Regions from separate parts of the Mus musculus genome. Here region 1 is linked to region 2. The links are chromatin loops, found by intact Hi-C in ENCODE. Cell type or tissue: gastrocnemius. All regions are shown on one strand. Each heading gives the region's core, and the rest is flanking DNA. Links, peaks and the distances in the headings are about the cores only.

Region 1 (7,615 bases), core at 2,171-6,170, 140 kb before region 2:
ATACACACATTTGCCACCATTTTTTTTTTCTGGTTTTGGGAGACCTGAGTTAGATCCCAATAGAGATTGAACCCTGAATTCCACATGTGCATCTTGACATAATCAATCTCTCTCCCTCTCCCTCTCCTTCTTTCCCTCTCCTTCTCTCCCTCTCCTTCTCTCTCCCTCCCTCTCCCCCCCCTCTCTCTCTTACACACACACACATACCACACACACACACATTACCCCTCCTTCGCTGTTTTTCAAGCTTAGCACCAATGGATACCATTGGGAACTACACCATGAAGGCAGAATACAATACAGACTTTCTCTCACCCAGAAACAAAGAATATTTCTAATATTTCTAATAATTTCTAGCCTACAATCCCTATTTCATCAATAAATTTCCGTATTATATGAATTGGTCTTGCCTAGGATTCTACAGTACAAAAAATAATAACCCCACTTTTTTTTTTTTTTTTTTTTTTTTTGAGACAGGGTTTCTCTGTATAGTCCTGGCTGTCCTGGAACTCACTCTGTAGACCAGGCTGGCCTCGAACTCAGAAATCTGCCTGCCTCTGCCTCCCAAGTGCTGGGATTAAAGGCGTGTGCCTCCACACCCGGCTAGTTAGGGTTTTATTTTGCTTTTTATCACAGGGTCTCACAATGGAGACCTCATGGCCTGAAACACACTATGCATTCAAACTCGGAGATTGCCCAGCCTCTGCCTCCATGGTGCTGGGTTAAGGTGTGTGCCCCAAAACCTGGATGATGTTTTTGAGATAGGATTTCATTGTGTATCTCAGTCTTGCCTCAGCCTCATGAGCACTGGAATTATAGGCTTTTGCTGTAATGGACTGATGGTGTCATTGCATCTTCCCTGAAAGGGACGCTTGCTGGCTCTCTGTACCTTGTCAGAGTTTTGCTGAGTCTGTCGTACCCGTGTCTATGAGTTTGCCTCTCAACAGACACAGTTTCCTTCCTTTTTTCTTCTTTTTAATTAATTAATTAATTAATTAATCAATCAATTTTTGTTTTTTTGAGACAGGGTTTCTCTGTGTAGCTCTGGCTGTCTTGGAACTCACTCTGTAGACCAGGCTGGCCTCAAACTCAGAAATCCGCCTACCTCTGCCTCCTGAATGCTGGGATTAAAGGTGTGTGCCACCGCTGCCCGGCTTTATTTTTATTTTTTTATTTTTGTTTTATTGAGACAGGTTTTGTCTGTATAGCCCTGGCTGTCCTCAAACTCAGAGCTCTGCCTGTCTCTGCATGCTGGAATTAAAGACATGAGCCCTTACACCTGGTTCCCCCCACCCCCATTCTCTCACACCACTCCTGACTGCCCCCATTCTCTCACACCGCTCCTGACTGCCCCCATTCTCTCACACCGCTCCTGACTGCCCCCATTCTCTCACACAACTCCTGACTGCCCCCATTCTCTCACACCACTTCTGACTGCCCTGAGCTCCACGTAGTTTAAGGTGACTTTGAATTCCTGACCCTCCAGCCTTCAGCTCCTGAGTCCTGAGATTATAGGCTGTACCACCAGAATATCTCCATAATGTTTTTGTTTGTTTGTTTTTCAAATCAAAGTGCATTGCCATCTCCAGGAGAATGTTTTCAACTCTAAGAAAGACCTCAAAACTACAGTCTCTACCATTTGTTAAGTTTCTTTTCTAGGGGCTGGTGAGTTGGCTCAGTGGGTAAGAGCACCCGACCGCTCTTCCGGAGTTCAAATCCCAGCAACCACATGGTGGCTCACAACCATCTGTAACAAGATCTGACTCCCTCTTCTGGAGTGTCTGAAGACAGCTACAGTGTACTTACATATAATAAATAAATAAATCTAAAAAAAAAAGTTTCTTTTCTAGATGTCTCTAATGAAGAATAGCCACTTTGAATTTAATAAAATGTCTTTGTAGTAACCACTGAACTGATGTGTTTTTTTTTCTTGTTTAACATATTAATGAAGCCAGGCTGGGCGGTGATGGCGTACACCTTTAATCCCGGCCCTTGGGAGGCAGAGGCAGGCAGATTTCTGAGTTCGAGGCCAGCCTGGTCTACAAAGTGAGTTCCAGGACACCCAGGTCTATACTGAGAAACCCTATCCCGAAAAACAAAACAAAACAACCCCCCCCAAAAAAATCAAGCATATTAATGAAGCCAGCATAAACCAGAACCAAATAGTGTCATGAGTTTGGGGTATCCTGATTAATGTTTCTTGTGCCCATATACTCATCCCTCCCATCCTTCCACAGTGACCTATATCTTAGACTTGTGGAACTTTCCAGTTTCATATACTTCATACTTCCTCTGAACCAATGAGATGTTCTGAGAAACAGGAGACGATGTTTCCCTATTCTCAGCTTTTCTGAGTGTCTGTTCCAGACTCTATCCACAGACCAACCTATACCCAGCCAGGTAAGAGACAAACAGATGGGAGGCATGATAGTACACACCTGTAACCCCAGCATTTGAGAGATGGAGGCAGTAGGATCAGAAGTTCAAGGCCAAGTATACACAGGAAGCTCTATATCAAAACAAAACAATCCCCCAAACAACCAAAAACAAACAGAAAAGCTGGATGTTGTGTGGTGGTTCACATCTTTGATCTCAGCACTTGGGAGACAGAGGCAGGTGACTCTCTTGTGAGTTTGATGCTAGCCTGGTCTACATATTGAGTTCTAGTTTGTTTGAGACTGTCTCAAAACAAACAAAACTACAACAAGACCCATGATGTCACGTGGTGACCCATGCTTTTTCTTTTTTATAATTTATTTTTATTTTATGTGCATCAGCGTTTTGCCTTCATGAATGTCTGTGTGAGGGTGTCGGATTCCCTAGAACTGGAGTTACAGACTGCCATGTGTGTGCTGGGAGTTGAATTTGAGTCCTCTGAAAGAAGCAGCCAGCGCTCTTAAATCTTAGCCCCAGTTCCACACCTTTAATATCAGCACCCAGGAAGTAGAGGCAGGCCAATCTCTGTGAGTTGGCCAGGGGCTACATAGTGAAACCTTGTAAATAAATATCAGAGGACCAGCAAAGAGGGAGGAAGAGAGGCCTGTCACCAGGGAGGTTTCTTGATTTCCTGCCTGTCCTTGAGAGTCAGCCTAATGTTTGTTCTTCCTCAGGAATCAGAGAACTGCTCCTCTTTGCTCTCTTTGATTTTGGCTGTCATATATAAACTTAGTGGATGGATACCCTGCATTTCTATAATGGAACCAGCTAGGAGGTGCCCTCAGAGAAGCAATCTAATACCTTCCTAGGGTGGTATCCCGTTATTTTTGGATCTCTAAAGTCTCCTCACGAAGCAAAAAAGGACCAAGAAGTTAGACGGGGATGGGGTGGGGTGGAGATAGCATGTGGTGATATCTGTGGGTGTGTTGACTTTCTAAGACTCAGCCTGTGGTTCCTGTGTCGCCACGAATGCCCATGAGTGTATGACTGTGGCATGTGGTGTGTGCCTATGTCAGTCTGTGTGTCAGGGCAGGGGCTCCCTGTGGTGTGCAAATGTGTTGGGAGGGGGGTGATGGGGAGAGCCTGGCTCCTTTGCTTCCACCCCCATCCCTGCTCCCATCTGGCCTTGATCAGTGGGTCCCTGGGGAGGGAGCCGCGGTTTCGGATACAGGAAAATGTTCCAGGAAGCGGCCACTGTGCTGAACCCGGCTTGGGCTCCCCCAGCGGAAATTGTTACAGGAAGGAGGAGGGGAGGGAGTGTTGCGATAGGATTAAGGATGGAGGAGGGTGGCTCTTGGCTCCTCTCTGGATGGGATAAAGCTGAATAAGTTGATGGGAATCTCAGGTCAGCCAGGATCCTGGATGCTACCACCTCAATCATTTAATGCAAAACTGGGAACTTGGAAAATAGGGTCCCTTTCCCTTTTTATTCTCTCGAATCCTTTTTATAGTTCTATTACCTACCATGAATGCCAGCTGGGACCAGGATACCTGGGTATTGCCTGAAAATGACTTGGCTTGGTGAGGGGCTAAAGAGTCAGCCCCTCTCCTCTCCGCATTGAAGGGGCTTTGAAGCTCATGTCCAGGACTGGGAGGGATGCCTAATTGGGATAATGGAGGTTAATGGGGCGCCTGGAGGGGGTGGCCACGCTTCTAGATCAAAGAAGCCAGCTCTTCCCAACCACCACAGCTGGAGGTCACAGCTGGAGGGGGAGGGGCAGGGACTCAGAGCCAGCCAGCAGGGGGTGCTCTGGCCTCGGAATGCTTGTCCTCTGGCGTCTCAGGCTCCTTCTTCGATCTGCTTTTGCCCGAGAACGCTTATCCTGAGGTTCTGAGTCCTCTTTTTTGGGTGCTGGGGAAGAGGGAAAGGTCAACAGGATGTCAACTTCCTCAGGTTGTTGCAGGGTCCCAAAGCACTAGCTTTAGATCCAGTTTGGAGAAAGCCAAGGCTGGGAGGCTAAGTTTATAAGGGAGGCAGAGAAAGACCCGACTTGGCATTGGGGGTGTTGGCTAGGATGGAGGCCAAGGGGCACCAGCGCTTCCCCGCCATCGCCCCCCTCCCCGGGGTTGGCGCTCCCTCTCGGGCTCTAATCGGCGCGGCGGCCGCAGCGGGCAGAGTCAGCGCCGCCAGTCTCCGGGACGCGACTCCCAGCAATTGTGGTCGGGACCGCAGATATGCAGCTGCCTCCTGCCCGGGCGCCTGGCCCGGCCGGCCCCGCCTGCGCCCCGCCCCGCCCCCAGCCGGCCCGCCCCTTGCCTGCCAGCAGCACCGGGACACTGAGGCATGCAAGAGGTCCCAGGTGGCCAGCGTAAGCGGTGGAGATGCCCCAGCCCAGACCTCACTATGTTCATTGTCCCTCTGCCCGCTCTGTTTCTCAGCTTTAGCTGGAGGCTTATACTTTCACTGTACGCCTTGCTTCGAGCCTCCTCTTGGAAAAAGTCGAACAGTGCTTTGATGCTTTGAAATGCAGGGGAGGGGAGGGATGTCTGACTGAGATGGAGGAGGAGGGTGGAGATGGGCGCGATGGCGGACTCTCATTGACAAGGGCAGCGGGGAAAGTTTCTAAGTAGAGGAGAAAAGGACGGAATGGGAGAAGCAGGGGCGAGTGTCAAAGGGTAGGAAAATAGTTCTTTAGAGGCACCCCAGCCATTCAGGGGCTTCCTGCTAGAATGCTGAGAGAAAACGCTCAGATACTGCACTGGCCCCTTCCTCAATGCTGAGCAGAGCCACTGACTATCCAGAGCTATTCTCAGCACTGAACTTTAAAACCTGCATGCCTGCTCATTTTTCCTGTGAGGCTGGCTCTCCTTTCCACCCCGTACACTTTGACCTCTGGCTTGGTGTGATGACACCAATTGCCATCCTCATCTCCAGTTTTGTCCTCCAGCAACCTGTGATGAACTAACACGTATCATGTATGAAGCAAGTACTAAGCGGTGGATACTGTTTATAGTTAAGGGATAGAGGTGTAGTCCAGTGGTAGTTATAAGTGTAGTCTGGTAGTAGTTATAAGTGTAGTCTGGTAGTAGTTATAGGTGTAGTTTAGTTATATTATAGGTGTAGTCCAGTGGTAGTTATAGGTGTAGTTTAGTGGTAGAGCGCTTATGTAGTTTGTGTGAGACCCTGTGATTGATGTCTAGCATCGAGTGGGTGGTCCAGCATACATTTCTAATTTTTGTGGGTTTTAAAAAATTAGCCAGGCCGTAGTGGCCCATACCTTTAGCCCCAGAGCTCAAAGGCAGAGGCAGGAAGATCTCTGTGAGTTTGAAGCCAACCTGGTCTACAGAGTGAGTTCCAGGACAGCCAGGGCTCACAGTGAAACCCTTTCTCAAAAAACCAAATAAACCAAATTGCTTTTGAGTGTGTGTGTGTGTGTGTGTGTGTGTGTATGTGTGTGTGTGTCACAATGCATATGTGGTGGAGGTCAGGAGTCAGTGCTATCCTTTTACCTTGTAGGTCACAGGGATAGAATTCAGGTCCCCTGGCACGATGGCAGGTATCTTTACCCACTGAGCACTGTGCACAGTTTCAAATCATTATAACAACCTTGAGAGATGACTGTCTTGTTTCTCCTTTCTACAGAAGAGGAATCCTAGGTTAAACAGTTTGCCCAAGCTTGCACCATACTAAATGGCTGACAGACACAGAACTGTCGGGCTCTAAGACCCCCTTTCATGCTCATCTTTGCAGCCAGGGCTATCTTTTTAATATACAAACATTTCTATATGTTGTCCTGGGGATTAAGGTCACATACCTTGCATAGCTGATGAGACATTTCCCACCCCCACTTTCTCTCTCATGTTCTGGGGTGGAACTCCTGGGATCTATGCTTGTGAAACACTCTACCACTGTCTACAGAATCCAACCCCCACATCCCCTTTGTGTGTGTGGCAGAGCTTCACTAAATTGCCTATGCTGGCCGTGGGCTCTTGAGTAGCCCGCAGTCTCTGGAGTAGCTGGGAATACAGGCCCATTCCACGAGGCCTGGTTCAGCCTTCACCCTATGCTCCAGTCATATGCACAGAGGTGCTAACTCTTCTTACCCTGGAACAATGTGCATTTGCAATATTTCTATTTTGTTGTTGTTTTCTTGGAGGACGGAATGTCGGGATATAGCTGCCTGACCTGGAATTCACAATTCTCTTGCCTTTCTGCCTTCTGTCCCAATTGTCGTAATTGCCAGTGTGTTCAACCTCACCCCGCCAGACCAAGTCTTATTTTTATTGAGCCTTGAGCCTTCCTTCCTTCCTTCCTTCCTTCTTCCCTTCCTTCCTTCCTTCCTTCCTTCCTTCCTTCCTTCCTTCCTTCATACCTCCCTCGTCTCCTTCCATTTTCTTCCTTCTTTCCTCTGGTAGAATCTTACTATGTAGCTCTGGCTAGTTTTAAACTCATGGCACCGCACTCCCTCTACCTCAGCCTCCTAAGTGCTAGGACCACCTTCAGCTTTTTTGGTTTCTTTATATGGTTTTCTTCTAGCCTTCCACTACTGACTTAGATCAATTCTGTCTCCTGTAGCACACACTACTTGCTTTAATTAAAAGGCTTCCTCTTTTTGTTAGTTACAGGATAGTTTGTGAGGCACAGAACTGGATCAGTCATGTTTATGGTTGCAGACCTGTGTGCCTAGCTCTGTGTGCTCTGCATAAAGTAGGTGTTTGCTGAGTGAGTCAACTCTCTGTAGACTTACCCTATATCTCTCATATAGCTGTGATCCTAACAACTAGAGCAACTAGAGCAGGGCTCTGCCTATTCAGCATGTAGAAGATCCTGAGTTTAATCCCCTGACATGAGAGAGAGAGAGAGAGAGAGAGAGAGAGAGAGAGAGAGAGAGAGAGAGAGAGAGAGGAAGTTAGTTAAAGATTGGAATGTAGCAGCTGGACGCAGTGGCACATGCCTTTAATCCCAGCACTCGAGAGGCAGTGGCAGGCGGATTTCTGAGTTCGAGGCCAGCCTGGTCTACAAAGTGAGTTCCAGGACAGTCAGGGCTATACTGAGAAACCCTGACTCAAAACACCCCCCTCCAAAAAAAAAAAAAAGAGCAGTGTATGTTCATTATCACTGAGCCATCTCTCCAGTACTAAAGATGCTAATATATTTCATGTGACATATTTCGAGGCATACTTTTTCTCTGAAAATAAAATATGGAACACTTCATGAACTTGTATATTGTCCTCACAC
Region 2 (7,615 bases), core at 2,099-6,098:
CAGCCTCCTGTATAAAGTGTGGGCTCCCCCAACTCTGGGCCTTGGCTAGGACTCCATATAAACTACAATGACTGTTTTCTGAAGCAGTTCAGGAATGAAGACAGGCTTGGAAAGGGTCTGGGGCAGCTCCCTTCCCCCTCAGCTCTGTTTACCCAGTGTCACCTGACCCTCTGCTACACCCCAAACTGCTCCTGGACCTAAGGGCCTGAGTGAATCCCTGTTTTCCTCCACAGCTTCTTTCACTAAACGCCACGTAGCTATGGTCAGCGCCCCTGAGAGCCTTGGCTCCCCAGTCAGCCGACACTGAGCCGGTCACTCAGCTGCTAATGCTCCTCTTCTGACCTGAGAGCACTTTCAGGAATGACTTACATTAAGTCATTCAGCCAGGTGCCAGCTGTAGGTAGCCTGTCTGCTCCATTTGCCTCTACATCTGCGGCCCTCCTCCCCACCCCCCACCGCCACCAACTGCTTCCAGGGGAACTCTGGGATTACTAGAGTCAGGAGTGAGCCCTAACCTTTCAGTTCTATGCCCCTCCCCGCCCCCTTTAAAAATGTGTATGGTGTTCTGTCTATATGTATTTTCGCGTGCCATTTTTGTGCCTGGTGCCCATGGAAGATGGAAGAGGGAACCGGTTCTGTTAGAACTGGCGATTACAAATGGTTGTAAACTACCATGTAGATGCTGGGAATGGAACCCTGGTCCTCTGGGAGAGCAGCCAGTGCTCTTACCTGCTGAGTCCCAACCAATCTTCAACTTTATGGAGCAGAAGCAGAGAAGTTAACTCCTTGGCCTGGAATTTGCAGAATTGAACGTTAATGTAGAAGAGTTGGCTTTATGGGGGTGGGGATGGGGTAGGGGGCAGTGGTGGGGCCTGAAATCCCAACAAGCTACAAAGAGTGGTGGTCTGGGCTTTCCAGGGAGTACCTGTTAAGGGCTTATGCACAAGGGTGACAACAGCGGTCACCAGCAGGTCCCAAGAAAGAGAGGCCATGGGATGAGGGTGCTTCTGCTCAGCTTCTGCTTATCTTCTCATGCTGCTTTTCATTCAGCGGTGGAGACACAGAGCACCAGCTCGGAGGAGATGGTACCCAGCTCTCCCTCACCCCCACCACCTCCTCGGGTCTATAAGCCATGCTTTGTATGCAATGACAAGTCTTCTGGCTACCACTATGGGGTCAGCTCCTGTGAAGGCTGCAAGGTGCGTATGTGGTGGGGGCGGGTGAGTTTAGCACTCAGTTGACTGGGCTTATACCATCAGAGATGGAAACATAAGGCTGGCTGGCAATGTAGCTTAGTAGGTAGAATGCTTGCTTAGCATACTTGAGAACTCAGCAACACATCAGAGACTCTCTTATGCCAATGCTCTAAGGGCAGAGGCAGGCAGATCTCTGTGAGTTCAAGGCCAGCCTAGTCTACAGAGCTAGTTCCAGGACAGCCAGGGCTACACAAAGAAACCTGTCTTGAAGAACCAAAAATTAATGAATAAGTGATTAGATAAATAAAAATCGTTTTAAAGGTAGGGGGCCCAGGTACTGTGTTCACATGAGTGTTTTTGTCTGTGTGGGGTGAGGGACTGCTTTGGGCATAAATGAGTGACTGGTTGGGCGAGGTGCTGAGGACCTAGCTCAGTGGTGGAATGCTTACAGCATAGTGTACAGAAGGTTTGATAGTGTGTTGTGTATATAGGCATGCATGCGTATTCACACACACACACAAACACACAACACACACGCACGACACGACTGGTCAGGTCTAGCTAGGGCCAATTGTTTTGCTTGAGAAATACTGGTATTCCCAGCACCCTGTTTAGTGACACTCCTGCTTCCAAATTCAGGGCTTCTTCAGACGCAGCATTCAGAAAAACATGGTGTATACATGTCACCGTGACAAAAACTGTATCATCAACAAGGTCACCAGAAATCGATGCCAGTACTGCAGGCTACAAAAGTGTTTCGAAGTGGGCATGTCCAAGGAAGGTAGGCTCTCTCCTATCCTGTCCTATCGTGTCGTGCGGTTGTCCACTTTGCCGTCCAGCTTCCCTGACCCTGAGATCTCGCCTGCCCTGTAACTGCTTTCTTCTCCAAGACCATTCCCATTAGATTAGCTCTCTTCACCCTGTAGCTTCTGTTTGGTGGAGCAGGAGGGTTGGGCTCATCCCTTCCCTCTCCTGTTCTTTCACAGGACAGATCCTGAGATGGCTCTGAGCTGGCCCCTCCTTTCCACTCCCCCCCCCCACCATTGTGCTGCCAAGGCTATAAGTGGATATCCTGCCTGCATATCCTGCCCCCCTCCAACCCCCAGCTCCTGCAGGGCAACCGGAAGGGCAGGATGGAGCCGAATTGGCCTGGGGAGGGAGCATGGCTGTAGGCTCTGGGTGGGGCTGGGGCAAACCAGCCTGGAAATAGGAGATTATGTAGCAGAGAGGGAAACTAAGGCACTAATACGTATTCTTAAAGAGAACTGAGCCCATTAAGCTAGGATGAGAGAAGACGCCCATCAGGAGAATCTGAGCCGGGCGTGGTGGCACACGCCTTTAATCCCAGCACTCGGGAGGCAGAGGCAGGCGGATTTCTGAGTTCAAGGCCAGCCTGGTCTACAAAGTGAGTTCCAGGACAGCCAGGGCTATACAGAGAAACCCTGACTCAAAAAACCAAAAAAAAAAAAAAAAAAAAAAAAGAAAGAAAGAAAAGAAAAAACAGGAGGGTCCTGAGGATCCTGATCCTTCTCTTTGCCTCCAACCCCAAGCTGTAAGGAACGATCGAAACAAGAAGAAAAAGGAGGTAAAAGAGGAGGGCTCGCCCGACAGCTATGAACTGAGTCCACAGTTAGAGGAACTCATCACCAAGGTCAGCAAAGCCCACCAGGAGACTTTTCCCTCACTCTGCCAGCTGGGCAAGTACACCACGGTGAGGAGTGGGCAGAGTCTGGGTGAGGGCCTCAGGAACGGGCAGTGGGGAGAGTGCCCAGGGAAGCCTTCACGGCTCACTTCACCCCTGCAGAACTCCAGTGCAGATCACCGGGTGCAGCTGGACCTGGGGCTGTGGGACAAGTTCAGCGAGCTGGCCACCAAATGCATCATCAAGATTGTGGAGTTTGCGAAGCGGCTGCCTGGTTTTACAGGGCTCAGCATTGCCGACCAGATCACGCTGCTCAAGGCTGCTTGTCTGGACATCCTAGTGAGTTAGGCAGATGAGTTCTGGACCACTCTGACCCTTTTCCACCACCACCCCCACCACACCCTTTAGCCCTCTCCTCCACCTAAGCTCTTTTTGTCTTAGCAGTTCCCTCCTGGTTTGCCTAGCCTCCCCTTTCCAATCTCAAGAGTCCCACCTCTCCGCCTTACTCCTCCAGTTCAGGCTTTCCTTACTGGGAACCAAACTCACTTAGGAATCCTTCCTCAGGAGCAGTACTAACCGTTTTCCTTACCCCCACCCTCCAGATGCTGCGGATCTGTACAAGGTATACCCCAGAGCAGGACACTATGACATTCTCGGATGGGCTGACCCTGAACCGAACCCAGATGCACAATGCTGGCTTTGGGCCCCTTACAGACCTCGTCTTTGCCTTTGCCGGGCAGCTGCTGCCCCTGGAGATGGATGACACCGAGACTGGGCTACTTAGTGCTATCTGCCTCATCTGTGGAGGTGCGGGGGCGCCCCCTGGTGTCTACATGGGCTCCCTCTCCCACCAGACTCTATCCAGACCCTATCCCCACTCTGACCAGGTGGCAGGTCGTCTTTTTCCCTGGGAATTGTTCCTACAGACTTCTCAGCTTATGTATAGTCTTTCTGGCTAACCAGGCTAAGGGAAAAAGAAGGAGGCAGAGTCCGGAGAACGCAGAAGCCCTGGATACAGTGCTGAGATAGGAATTTAATGGGAGTGATATTCTAGAGCAGCATCATTGCTGAGGAGTAAACACAGGGCCTTATGTCAGGGGAGCTAACCTGGAGGGCTAAGTGACAGGAGTAAAGAGTGGATGAGATAGCTTTGAGGCCCTCCAAGTAAGGTCTGTCAGGCGTCAGCCGCCTGTCACTGTGTCCTACCGTGCCTCATCCAATCTCCTTGTGTAGACCGAATGGACCTGGAAGAGCCCGAGAAGGTGGACAAGCTGCAGGAGCCCCTGCTGGAAGCCCTGAGGCTCTATGCCCGGCGACGGAGACCCAGCCAACCCTACATGTTCCCAAGGATGCTGATGAAAATCACCGACCTCCGGGGCATCAGCACTAAGGGTTAGTTCTGAGTCAACTCTCTCTCCCTCCCCAGATCTGCAGGTCTCCTGAGTCACACAGGTGGACAGGCACAGGCAGGGGGAGAGAGGAACCGAGAATCCAGCAACCTCCATGGAGTCCTGGTGTGTGTGTGTTTGTGTGTGTTGCTCGGAGAGGAACCTTGTACCATCCATAAACTAGGCAAATGCTATCTGACAACCTAGCTTCCTTTACTTTTTATCATTTATTTATTTATTATATGTAAGTACCCTGTAGCTGTCTTCAGACACACCAGAAGAAGGCATCAGATCTCATTACGGATGGTTGTGAGCCACCATGTGGTTGCTGGGAATTGAATTCAGGACCTCCGGAAGAGCAGTCAGTGCTCTTAACCACTGAGCCATCTCTCCAGCCCTTCCTTTACTTTTTTATGCCTTATTTTTTTTTCTGTCTGGAAACTAAGGCTAAACATTTTTGGTTTTTTTGAAACCGGGTTTCTCGGAGTACCCTTGGCTGTCCTGGAACTCACTCTGTAGACCAGGCTGGTCTCGAACTCAGAGATCCACTTGCCTCTGCCTCCCAAGTGCTGGGATTAAAGGTGTGTGCCACCACTGCCTGGTTAGATATGCTACCTCAGAAGCTTATTGTAAGGACTAAGTGACTACACTACCTTGTATACTTTGAGATGAGATTAAGAGCCATGCATGGTGGGTGGTCCATGCATGTCATTTCAGTATGAGGGAGGCTGAGGCCGGAGGTTTACTTTGAGTTCATGAGTTCAAGGATAGCTGGACATTTCCACCATCACAGTGTAACATCATGAATATTTGATAAACATTGCCATAAACATTATTAAGATCCTGCCTTGCAACAGCTGGAAAGCTCTGGATGTTAAAGTCTGGCTGCCATACTGGGTAACAGAGCTGTACATCTTCAAAAAAATATTTTACAACTAACCCCCAGGAGGTAGAGGCAGGCAGGCATCTGTGAGTTCGAAGCCAGCCTAGTCTTCCAGAACAGCCAAAGCTACACAGAGAAACCCTGTCTTGAAAACAAAAACAAGCCAGGCAGTGGTGGCGCACACCTTTAATCCCAGCACTTGGGAGGCAGAGGCAGGCAGACTTCTGAGTTCAAGGCCAGCCTGGTCTACAGAGTGAGTTCCAGGACAGCCAGGGCTACATAGAGAAACTCTATTTTGAAAAACAACAAAAAAAAAAAAAAAGAAAAAAAAAGAAATATTTTATGTTTATTGATCGATTGATTGATTGTTTGATTGCATATGGGTTGTTCTTGTCATTGCATGATGTAGAGATTGGGGGGGGGTCACTCACTCTGTTTCACATTTTGTGCAGAGGTCAGAAGGCAACTATGTACAGTTGAATCTCTCCTTTCAGCTTTATATAGGTTCTTGGATCAAAGTCAGGTTGTCAGGCTTGTACTTGTGTCAGCACATTGTACACTGAGCCGTCTGCCATCTCACAGACCCACAGTTTTGAAAGGATGTTGAACATGGTGGTGCATGCCTTTGATCTAAGCACCCAGGAGGCAGAGGCAGGGGTGGGGGTTGGCGGGGATCTCTGTGAGTTCAAGACCAGCATGGTTTACACAGTGAGTCCCAGGACAACCGGGACTACACTGAGAAGCCCTGCTTTAAAAAACAAACAAACCAGAAAACAAAACAACAACAACAACAACAACAACAAAAAAAGGAAGGAAGGAAGAAAAGATACCAAAAGGGCTGGAGAGATGGCTCAGGTGCTAAGAGCACTGGCATTTCTTCTGGAGGTCATGAGTTCAATTCCCAGCACCCTTATGGTGGCTCACAACCATCTATCACTGTAGCCCCATGGGATCCAGTACCCTCTTCAGTGTGCACACATACATGTACACAAGACACCCATATATATAAGTAAATAAATCCATAAAAAGACACCCTGAGAGTTGGGCACATAGTTGTAACACATAGAAAGAAGAGGCAGGAGGATTGCTGCAAGTTCAAGTTCAAGGCTGGGCCAGAGTAATATAGCAAGATTCCATCTTAAAAAAAAATCTGTTCTTGGGCTGGAGAGATGGCTCAGCAGTTAAGAGCACTGACTGCTCTTCCAGAGGTCCTGAGTTCAATTCCCAGCAACCACATGGTGGCTCACAACCAACTGTAATGGGATCTGATGCCTTCTTCTGGTGTGTCTGAAGACAGTGACAGTGTACTTACATATAAATAAATCTTTTTAAAAAAAGGAAAAAGGAAAAAAGAAAGGAAGAATGGGACAAGAAATGAAGCTGCATGCTTTAGACTGTACCTCTGACCCCCAAGAATGGCTGCAGGTTTTGGGTCACATGACAGAGGTCTGAGCTAGCCAGGGCTCCTGTCTCTAAAAACAGCAAAGAGGAAGCTTGAAAAATGGAGACAGGCAGTGCAGGTTAGGTGAAGTTCAAGGCAGGGCTGGAGCACCTAGGGAGCACCACAGGAGAAGGGAGAGGGTGAAGTCAGTACCCAGAAGTGACAGGTCTGAGCTAGGAGCACCTGGGAGGACCTGCACCCATGCGTTTCTGATCCTCTGCGCACTTCTGCTCTCCCAATCCTCTTCGTGTCTCTCTGTAGGAGCAGAAAGGGCTATAACCCTGAAGATGGAGATTCCAGGCCCGATGCCACCCCTGATCCGAGAGATGCTGGAGAACCCGGAGATGTTTGAGGACGACTCCTCGAAGCCTGGCCCCCACCCCAAGGCTTCCAGTGAGGACGAAGCTCCAGGGGGCCAGGGCAAAAGGGGCCAAAGTCCCCAACCTGACCAGGGGCCCTGACCTACCCCGTTGTGGGGTTGGGCCCCAGGCAGCAGACTGACCATTTCCCAGATACCGCCAGTGACTGGGGGAGGACCTGCCCCGCCCACTCTCCACCCTTTTAATGAGCTCGTTATTTTGCCAAAGTTTCTAGGGGTGCCTGTGTTCATCCCTGTCCTGTTCTAACTGGCTCCCTCTACAGTCCCGCGGGACTGCTGCACACCTACCAGAAGAGCTGGAGAAGGGGCGAGCCTGGGTCTAGACTCTAAAATCTCAGCACTGCCTTTCGGATTCAGGCCACAGGCTCCCGACGCAAGAGGAAGCCCCGCCTTCCCATAGCCTTTTCCTCTGCCAGGTGCTTGGGCCTCTGGGAGCAAACAGGAACACTAGAGACCAAAAGGGGGGCCCCCCCCGAGGGAGGGCTGAGCCCACCCTTGTGCCCCACCCTGAGCGCCTGACTCTGTGTGATGAATCTGCCGCGCTCAGTGCCCCCGGTGCCCCATCCTAATCCTCCTGCCGGGTGTAGGGGCAGGCTGGGGCCTGCGTTTCTAGGGTGGGGCCTGAGGGGGAAGGGAGAATGTGAGCCCGAGCCCGTCTGTACCTCTGCTGAAGTACAGCACTCATC

The links. Hi-C counts contacts between places; a loop is a spot of excess contacts. Peaks named below come from ENCODE experiments on the same cell type or tissue, not always from the same donor. Only the 100,000 strongest peaks of a DNase experiment are listed, where the experiment ranks them.
Region 1: it touches region 2 in a loop (3-fold over the local background); 1 of 42 quality-filtered maps calls a loop at or near these places.

The regions. Positions count from the first base shown.
Region 1 is chr15:102,373,941-102,381,555 of GRCm38, reverse strand. No RefSeq gene overlaps it. Among named protein-coding and RNA genes, the nearest start is that of Sp7, 11 kb to the right of the region's middle. In gastrocnemius, for the core only: no CTCF peak of the experiment used is centred there; DNase peaks (open chromatin) are centred at 3,550, 4,156 and 4,580; H3K4me3 peaks cover 2,030 bases; H3K27ac peaks cover 3,157 bases.
Region 2 is chr15:102,235,420-102,243,034 of GRCm38, reverse strand. Rarg (retinoic acid receptor, gamma) reads left to right here. Exons shown (of 10, transcript NM_011244.4): 4 at 1,051-1,199; 5 at 1,836-1,977; 6 at 2,747-2,907; 7 at 3,001-3,177; 8 at 3,441-3,645; 9 at 4,072-4,230; 10 at 6,812-7,615. The coding sequence ends at 7,011. Among named protein-coding and RNA genes, the nearest start is that of Itgb7, 7.3 kb to the right of the region's middle. In gastrocnemius, for the core only: a CTCF peak has its summit at 3,659 (motif pointing left); a DNase peak (open chromatin) is centred at 3,652; H3K4me3 peaks cover 413 bases; H3K27ac peaks cover 1,494 bases.